2 separate regions of the Homo sapiens genome follow, and region 2 is linked to region 1. Evidence: chromatin loops called from intact Hi-C (ENCODE). Cell type or tissue: OCI-LY7. All regions are shown on one strand. Each heading gives the region's core, and the rest is flanking DNA. Links, peaks and the distances in the headings are about the cores only.

What was found. A loop is a pair of places that touch in the nucleus more often than their neighbours do. Peaks named below come from ENCODE experiments on the same cell type or tissue, not always from the same donor. Only the 100,000 strongest peaks of a DNase experiment are listed, where the experiment ranks them.
Region 2: it touches region 1 in a loop (2.8-fold over the local background); 1 of 110 quality-filtered maps calls a loop at or near these places.

What each region holds. Positions count from the first base shown.
Region 1 is chr12:67,756,285-67,760,293 of GRCh38, forward strand. No RefSeq gene overlaps it. Among named protein-coding and RNA genes, the nearest start is that of LINC02421, 29 kb to the left of the region's middle. In OCI-LY7, for the core only: a CTCF peak has its summit at 2,175; a DNase peak (open chromatin) is centred at 2,027; H3K4me3 peaks cover 832 bases; H3K27ac peaks cover 1,857 bases.
Region 2 is chr12:67,450,139-67,454,147 of GRCh38, forward strand. LOC105369812 (a long non-coding RNA gene) reads left to right here. Exons shown (of 5, transcript XR_001749186.2): 4 at 1,969-2,033. Among named protein-coding and RNA genes, the nearest start is that of LINC02420, 9.6 kb to the left of the region's middle. In OCI-LY7, for the core only: no CTCF peak of the experiment used is centred there; a DNase peak (open chromatin) is centred at 2,103; H3K27ac peaks cover 257 bases.

The sequences.
Region 1 (4,009 bases), core at 899-3,398:
CAGAACGCTGAATTCTAGTGCCAAATGTATCATTTAGAGTGCAACATCAGTTCTTCAAAGAAAAGCATTATTTCTTGGGCTGGGGAAGAAGCAGTGAAAATCACAGTTTACACGAACCATTTGATCACTGTCTAGGTTAAAATGGGTCATTCTCTACCTTTGCTGAGTTCACTTAGGAAAAAGAAAAGAAAAAGAAAATGGGTTTTCTCCTGGTTTTGTTATTGCTGTGATGTTCCTTTCTTTGCCATGCTAATGGCTTCCTGCGTGTGTGTGTGTGTGTGTGTGTGTGTGTGTGTGTGGCTATTAATTCACTCACTTGCACTTTGTGTCTGTAGCATGCTTGTCTAATCTGTGTCTACCTCAGAGACCTTAGGGCCAAGGCTATCACCTATAGCTCTATGGACAGTGCCCTGCACAACCCCACTGTAACAGGGCAGTGAATCCTTGAATGAAAGTCTATACCACTGCCAAGTTTAATACGGCCTCTAACATAAAAGAAAAAAAAGCCATCCTCTTTCTCTTGTGCAAGGAAATAGGTTAGATTAAGCAAGAACAAAGTCTTAGATAAGATGGAAGGGGGTCTATTGAGGAAGTGGCGATGTTTTTATCTTTGGTGGTCAGTGGGATTTTAACAAAGAATCAAAGTAGTGCTGCCTGGCCTTAGGTAGATGAGGTAGTTTTATAGCCTGAGCACAGGTCTGGGAGTATCCAAAGACCTCAAGGCAGCTAGGGAGTACTGGGGCCTGAGCAGGAGGTAGCCCTCCCTGCCCTGGGTCACCCTAGCTCTACTTTTCTCTTTGGTTGGAAACCCTTTGGTTCTAGCAATGCCACGGCCATCTCTCAGAGTGAGTGTGGCCAGGAGAACCAAAGAAACTTATCCTCTTCATTTGCTTTGCATTTTCTGCATTTCCGATTTTCCCAGACTTTTAATATATTGAATCATGCAACCTTATGCATTCTGCTAGAACTTTTAGGTAGTAGCAGAGGTTCTAATTTGATTCTATTTTAATTGTTTTGGGGGTTGTGCCCAGACATGGACATTTTTATAAAGCTCTCAGTTGAGCTTACCATTTCTCGAGAGTGGAGAAAGGCTAGGATGAAGCCAGTGAGTGAGCTAGGGTTTAAATCCAGACTGCCAGGCTGGGGCTCTTGACTATCTACTTGCCCATTCTGCATTCTTGCCCATTCTGTATTACCAGTGCACTCCTTCCAGCCCTTCATTCATCCCAATTCTTTACAAAACTCCATTGGACATCTTTCAGTATGGCCACTCTTAAAGTTGGAGACCCCTCTTGGCAACTAGAACAATATGTATGGGAAGGGGCAGATTGTTTGGCTGGGCTAATTGCCTTCATGTGACCTAGTGCTCCTTCTTATGGGACAGGCAAGCCAGTCTGCCCCCTCCCCAGGACCTCCATTTTAGTGGGTGCTATCAGACCAATCCTTGCCTTTGAGAGTACTGTGAGGTCTGTACCTAGACTTAGGATGATTGAAACATTGTCTGAATGCAATCCGAATGCCTTTATGGAATGCTAGATTCCAACTATGCATCCAAGCTGGCAGAGGAACAGATGGCAGCTTGTCGCTCAATCTGGACTTATAGGAAAAATTATCAGAGAATGCAGTTTTGCTAGTGAGATGAGCAACAGCAGAAATTGCACTAAGTGAAGCAATTTGAAGGTTGGGGATTAGTAGGTCTGTGTCTTTTGACTAGACTGCTATAGTTTAATAACTGAGAAGTATACACTGGGTTATGTATTGAGATTCATGTATGTTTCTCAGACATGAATTCATGTATGAGAAATCCTGCTATGGTTTGAATGTCCCCTCCGAAACTCATGTTGAAACTTTATCTCCAGTGTGGCAGTATTGAGGGATGGGGCCTTTAAGAGGTGTTTGGGTCATGAGGGCTTGCCCTCATGAATAGATTAATCTATTCATCGTTGGATTAATGGGTTAAAGGATTAATGAATTATCACAGGTGTGGAACTGCTGGCTTTATAAGAGGAAGTGAAACCTGAGCCGGCATGCTGAGCAACCTTGCTATGTGGTTCCCTGTTCTGTCTGGGGATGCTGCAGAGAGGCCCCACCAGCAAGTCCCCATCTCACCAGATGTGTCCCTGTGACCTTGGACTTCTCAGCCTTCATTACTTAAGAAGTAAATTTTTTTTTTTTAAATAAACTACCCAGTTTTAGGCATTCTGTTATAAGCAATGGAACATGGACTAAGATCCCACCAGATTAGAACATGTATGATCAGTGCGGGGAGGCTCCGGAGGCCTTTGCTTTAGCCCAGCACCATGAATGGCTGTCTGTGGACTTCCACTGGCTCTGCTCCATCTGCATGCTCTGTCAGAGATAATGAAATCAGACAGGCCCACAGAGACTGCTTTCCCCTCCTCACAAATTTTTAATAAAACTCTTTGAACAACAGAGCTGGGCATCTCTGAAGCCTGAAATTGAAGCGATAAGATAGAAGATTACTCACTTGTCAGTCTGCACCAAACTCTGCATCACCAATACAAATTCCAGGGGAGTTTCAAATCTGCCGACAATTTGAGGCTCTCCATCTGGAGTCTTTTCTTTTTTTCTTTTCATAGGAAGAAAACACAGCACTAAGGAAGAGAAAAGAGACACTTCATTCTCTGCCACGAACAACATGTGAATCAAGCCCTGAAACAGGTTTTCACAAAAAAGTAATTTTTGGAGAGAATTGCCTTTGAGTAAGTAAGTGTCCTGGATTCAGACTTCCTGAGAGAAAATGTAATCACAGCTGTTTGGTCAACACCACCCATCCACGTGCCTTTCAGGAGAAATCACCACTGCAGGGGTCCAGCCTTGCTGGGTTCCCCTGTTCACATGAACCTTGATGCCCACGGTCTACCTGGTGCTGGTGAACCAGCACACAGCACACCTGGCCTCATGGAGCTGGTATTCTGGGTGCAAGACCAACAATCAACAAACACATAAGCACCGTCATGTAATGTTAGGTGGTGCCAAGTGCCTGGTGAAAACAATGAAACACATCATGGGGCAGTGGATTATGGTGGAGGACCAAGGATGGGAGAGGGTGAAATATTTTAGATAGAGTTGTTCAGGAAAGGCCTCTCAGTTCCAGGTTATAAATTAAGTATCTATGTAGGCTGGCCCTTTTTACAAAGCAAAAATCTTGCCATTAATTCTGCAAATAAAATTATTCAGTTTTCAAAAAAAGAAAATTTACTAGCCCTAGCTGAAATTTAAGAAAGAATTTATAGTTCTCTCTTTTCCCCACCCTCAACCCTTTCTTTCCTTCTTTCCTCTCTCCTCTTCTTCCCCTTTCTCCTCTTCTCTCTCTCTTTTGTCTAAGTACCAGTGTCTTGCCTTAACTACCTTCTTATAGCCGGGGAAAAGCAAATGCACAATGTCTCTATTCCTTTATAAATGGTTATTTGGGAAATATTTGTAGGGTCCTAAACTCTCTTAATGAGAGAGGAGAAAGTAAGAAACCAGTCAGGCAGGCAGTTAGGGTGAGTCCCTGGTAAAAATTCATTCAAACAAAGAACAGCCTGAAAATCAAACTGCGGGCCCCAGATAAGAAAGAGACTGCATCCTTGAATGGAAACACTTACTCGGTAAACCCAGATGAACAAATTCTACCCCTATTTGGACATGTTTCTCTCTCCTTGGCATGCCTTAGTCACTTATTTTCACCTACTGGTTTCTTACTTTTCACCTATTTTACATATGCCTACCTTTCTGTAATTGGCAGTGGGCTAAGTCTTCATTTACATAGGTTGAGTCATCACTTCAGCCTCTGATTGGTCCCAGGCCAAGGTCCCAAGCCAAACCTTCGCCTTTGCCTCCAATTGGTTCTTTACACTATGATACCTCTTTCTAAGTGGTGCTTTCTCCAAAACAGCCTGCAGACCAGTCAGCACATTCCTCCCCTTCCCAGTCCATTCATACCCTGGACTCAGCCTCATAGTTGGCAACCCTGTTTTGGGCCCTCTCTCCTTGGTTGGGAGCT
Region 2 (4,009 bases), core at 813-3,312, 310 kb before region 1:
AGCCAGGATGAGGGCACAGGTGCTGGCTCTCAAGTGTCCTTAAAGACTCCCTAACCAGCACCACTGAGCTCTAAGTATCTCCTTTCCTTGTGGCTTCTTCCATCCTGGCCTTTCTAGATCCTGTGGGTTGAGGTCTGAAGTTTTTGTCCAGCATGATCTACTTCCTGGAAGGCTGAAGACCACACAGATCCTGGGCTGATTCAGCTTCCCAACCTTCTCCAAGTGGCTTCTACCACTGGGATACCAAAAAGGGGTTGTCCACTGAGTTTTGGTTGTCAACCAAATTCAACCACCAATTTTGCCTATTCCCTTCCCTTCCATAGCCATAGGATGTTACCAGATGGTGATATAGTTTGCATGCTTGTCCCTGCCAAAATCTCATGTTGAATTGTATCCCCAGTGCTGGAGGTGGGGCCTGGCGGGGGGTGTTTGGGTCATGGGGGTGGATCCTTCATGGCATGGTGCTATCTTTACCATAGTGAGTGAGTTCTCACGAGATCTGATTGTTTAGAAATATGTGGTACTTCCCCTCCCCGCACCCTCTCTCTCTCTTGCTCTTGCTTTTGCCACATGATGTGCCTGGTCCCCCTTCACCATCCATCATGATTGTAAGTTGCCTGAAACCTCTTAGAAGCTGAGCAGAGGCCAGCACCATGCTTCCTGTAAAGCCTGCAGAATCGTGAGCCAATTAAACCTCTTTTTTTTTTTTTTTTTAAATAAATCACCCAGTCTCAGGTATTTCTTTATAGCAATGCAAGAATGGCCTAACACAGATAGTCGTCTTTTTCCTTCTTTAGGTACCACCTCTCCCCGACCCCCTAACCTCTCCAATGCTAGCAAGTGTGATTCTTAAAGCTTAATTGGCACCATGGGCATGGTATAATCCATGCCTATAGGTCTGGTGCAGGATGAGTCCTCCTCTACACTGGTCCTCAGTGCCCTAGTGGGACCTTGAAGTTCCTGAATTTCCATTCCTTCTTTTCCTGTTTAATGTTATTAAGTGAAAGAAATAAGAGGGCGATCTCTGGTATGTAGCCAGAGTTCCTGCTGCAGCTTCCTTCTTAGAAATTACCTAAGAACCGCTTCATATGTTTTTCCCTCTCTCCTGTCTTTTTTTCTACTGCATTCTATAACAAGGTTTCCAGACTCGGTTTATCAGCAGAGATCATTCTCCTTCCCTTCATATCTGATTGGAAATTAGACCTGCACAGTCCTGTGGCTGTTGGCATTCAGGAAGGCTGGCTGGAGAGTCTTTACTGTTCTGAGCCTGACAGGAGGCAGTGTTTGCCTTGAGGCCATCAGAGACCTCAGATACCTCAGAAAGCCGAGGCTGTCTACCAGCTGCCTTCTCCCATCTACACCTGGCCCCTACCATTCTTCGTTCTTGTAGCATCTCAGAGGTGTGACCCAGCCAGGGTCAGAAGGTTCCCTCCCCAACCCCCACCTCCTCCTCCCACCCACCTCCACCCCAAGTGCTGGAGCAGTGCATCCTGGAATAGTTTCAGCTTTTTGTAACAAACAGCTTTAGCAAATGTGTGGCCTGCAACTCCAATTGGTGGTTCTGATACATGGACCTAGTTTTCAAAACATTTATATACCCAGGAATTTTCACATGTACATGTACAACTTGATGGATCATCAGAAACTAAATATTCCTGTGTAACCAGAACCCCAGTAAAGAAGCAGAATATTACCAGCATCCCAAAGCTTCCTTAATCCTCCTTTCTAGTCACTCTGGATTTCTAGCAGCATGGATAGCTTTACCTGTTTATAGATCTTATACTGATGGAAGCAAATTCATAGTTTATACAATTTTGTGTCTGACTTTGGTGCAACATTATGTTTGTTCAATACATCTATATCATTGCATGTGGTCATAGATCATGCATTTCATATATTGTGTAGTGTATGTGTGAATATACCACATAAAAAATCCATTTTACTATTTTTCTCCATTTTTTGCTCCAGATTTTGGCCATTACAAACAGTGCTGTTGTGAATGTTGTGCCTGCCTGTCTTCCAGCTGGACATAGGTAGGTGTTTCTGTTGGGTGGTATGCAGAAGTGAAAATGCTGGGTCATGATATATGCACATGCAGCTTTGGAAGATACTGCCAAATAGTTTTTCAAAGTGTATGAGAGTTTCAGTTCCTCCCCATCCTCGCCCACACTTGGTATTTTCTGCATTTTTATTGTAGCCATACTGGTGGGTGTGTGGTGGTATCTCACTGTGGTTTGAATTTGAATTTCATTTTGAGTGGCTCTGTGGCAGCTCAGGAATGAAGCTAGGGCATCAGATAAAAGATGTTACCGCAGACATATGTCTGTTCTCGCTTTTGAGAGATGCGGCTATATTAGTCTGTTCTCATGCTGCTAATAAAGACATAACTGAGACTGGGTAATTTATAAAGGAGAGAGGTTTAATGGACTCACAGTTCCACATGGCTGGGGAGGCCTCACAATCATGGCAGAAGATGGAGGAAGGGAGAGCAAAGGGACATCTTACATGGCAGCAGGCAAGAGAGCGTGTACAGGGGAAATGCCCTTTATAAAACCGTCAGAGGCTTATTCACTATCATGAGAACAGCACAGGAAAACCCTGCCCCCATGATTCAGTTACCTCCCACTTGGTCCCTCCCATGACACGTGGGAATTATGGGAGCTACAATTCAAGATGAGATTTGGGTGGGAACACAGCCAAACCATATCAGCAGCCTTTCTCCCCACTTTAGAGATATCTTATTTGTAGAGGCTAGCTTGAAAATCCAGAGTCTTTTAAGTCAGCCTACATTCTCAGAAAACATGCTATTGTTACTAGGCCTGGACACATCATGAAGTATCATGCAAGTGACTTTGCCTGACGGATACACTCATTTTCTCTTCTATCTACAAACAATAGTGGAGTCCTATATATGCCAGGCACTTTTCTAGGTGTTGAGAGTACAGCAGGAAACCAAACAGAAGGTAGACTCTTCGAAGCTAACATTCTAGGGGAGAGAGACAATCAACAATACAATGAGGAGAAATAGATGGTCAGACAGTGACTGGCACTGTGGAGAAAAATAAGGCAAGAAAGGTTGAGGATCTCCAGGCACAGCTTTCAATAGAGTGGTCAGGGATGGCCTCACTGACAAGGTGACATTGGAACAAAAGCCTTAAGCTTCCATGGGAACAAGCTATGTGGGTATGTGGGGAGGAACATTCTGGAGGAAAAACCACGTGCAAATGTCCTAAAGTGGGAGCATGTTTGAGGAACAGCAAAGAGACCATTGTGGTTGGAACCAAGTGAGCAAGAGATGATGTGGTGCAGAAAAGGAGAAGGTTGTGCTGGGCCTGACAGGCAACCCAAGGACTCTCAGTTCTGAGTGAAACATCCTCAATGGTGCTCCAGTATCACCTTCATGGAGCGTCCCAGTATCAAATCTTCCTATCAACTGAGACGAGTTGGCTCTCTTTCCATAGCTTAGGATGTGTCAGGTTAGAATCCCCTCTGCCCCTAATCAAATCTTTTCTGCTTATTTAGAGGTCATTTTGACTGGCGCGGCAGAATGAGGAGGGACAAGGTAGAGTATGAGGATCTCACTTTTTCTGTGATTTGGTGAACAACATGAACAACACTGGAGTTTAAATGTTCCTAAGAGAGTCCCCAGGCTGTCCCTCAACACCAAGCCTCAGCAGCACATGGGGATGAACAGGGCACAGCGTCAGTTAAAATTCAGTCTGTAGGATCCGCATTTCTCACCTGTGTCAGAGACACCTGGATCCCACCCTGCAGGCCCCTCTCCCCTACCAAAGGTCTGTTGGGGCAACTCCCAGAGGGAATCCAACATGTGCCCTTGATTTAGGCAAATGTAGCTGTGAACGTTCTAAAGAGGAATAGGAAAGAAGGGGCCTTGGTATCAGAATAGACTGAGCAGAAGAGAAAGACCCAGAAAAAGAAAGTAATAGTATATGATAAGGGGAGCATTAATCAATTAATTGCAGTGGGAGAATCTGGCTAAGCATTGGGG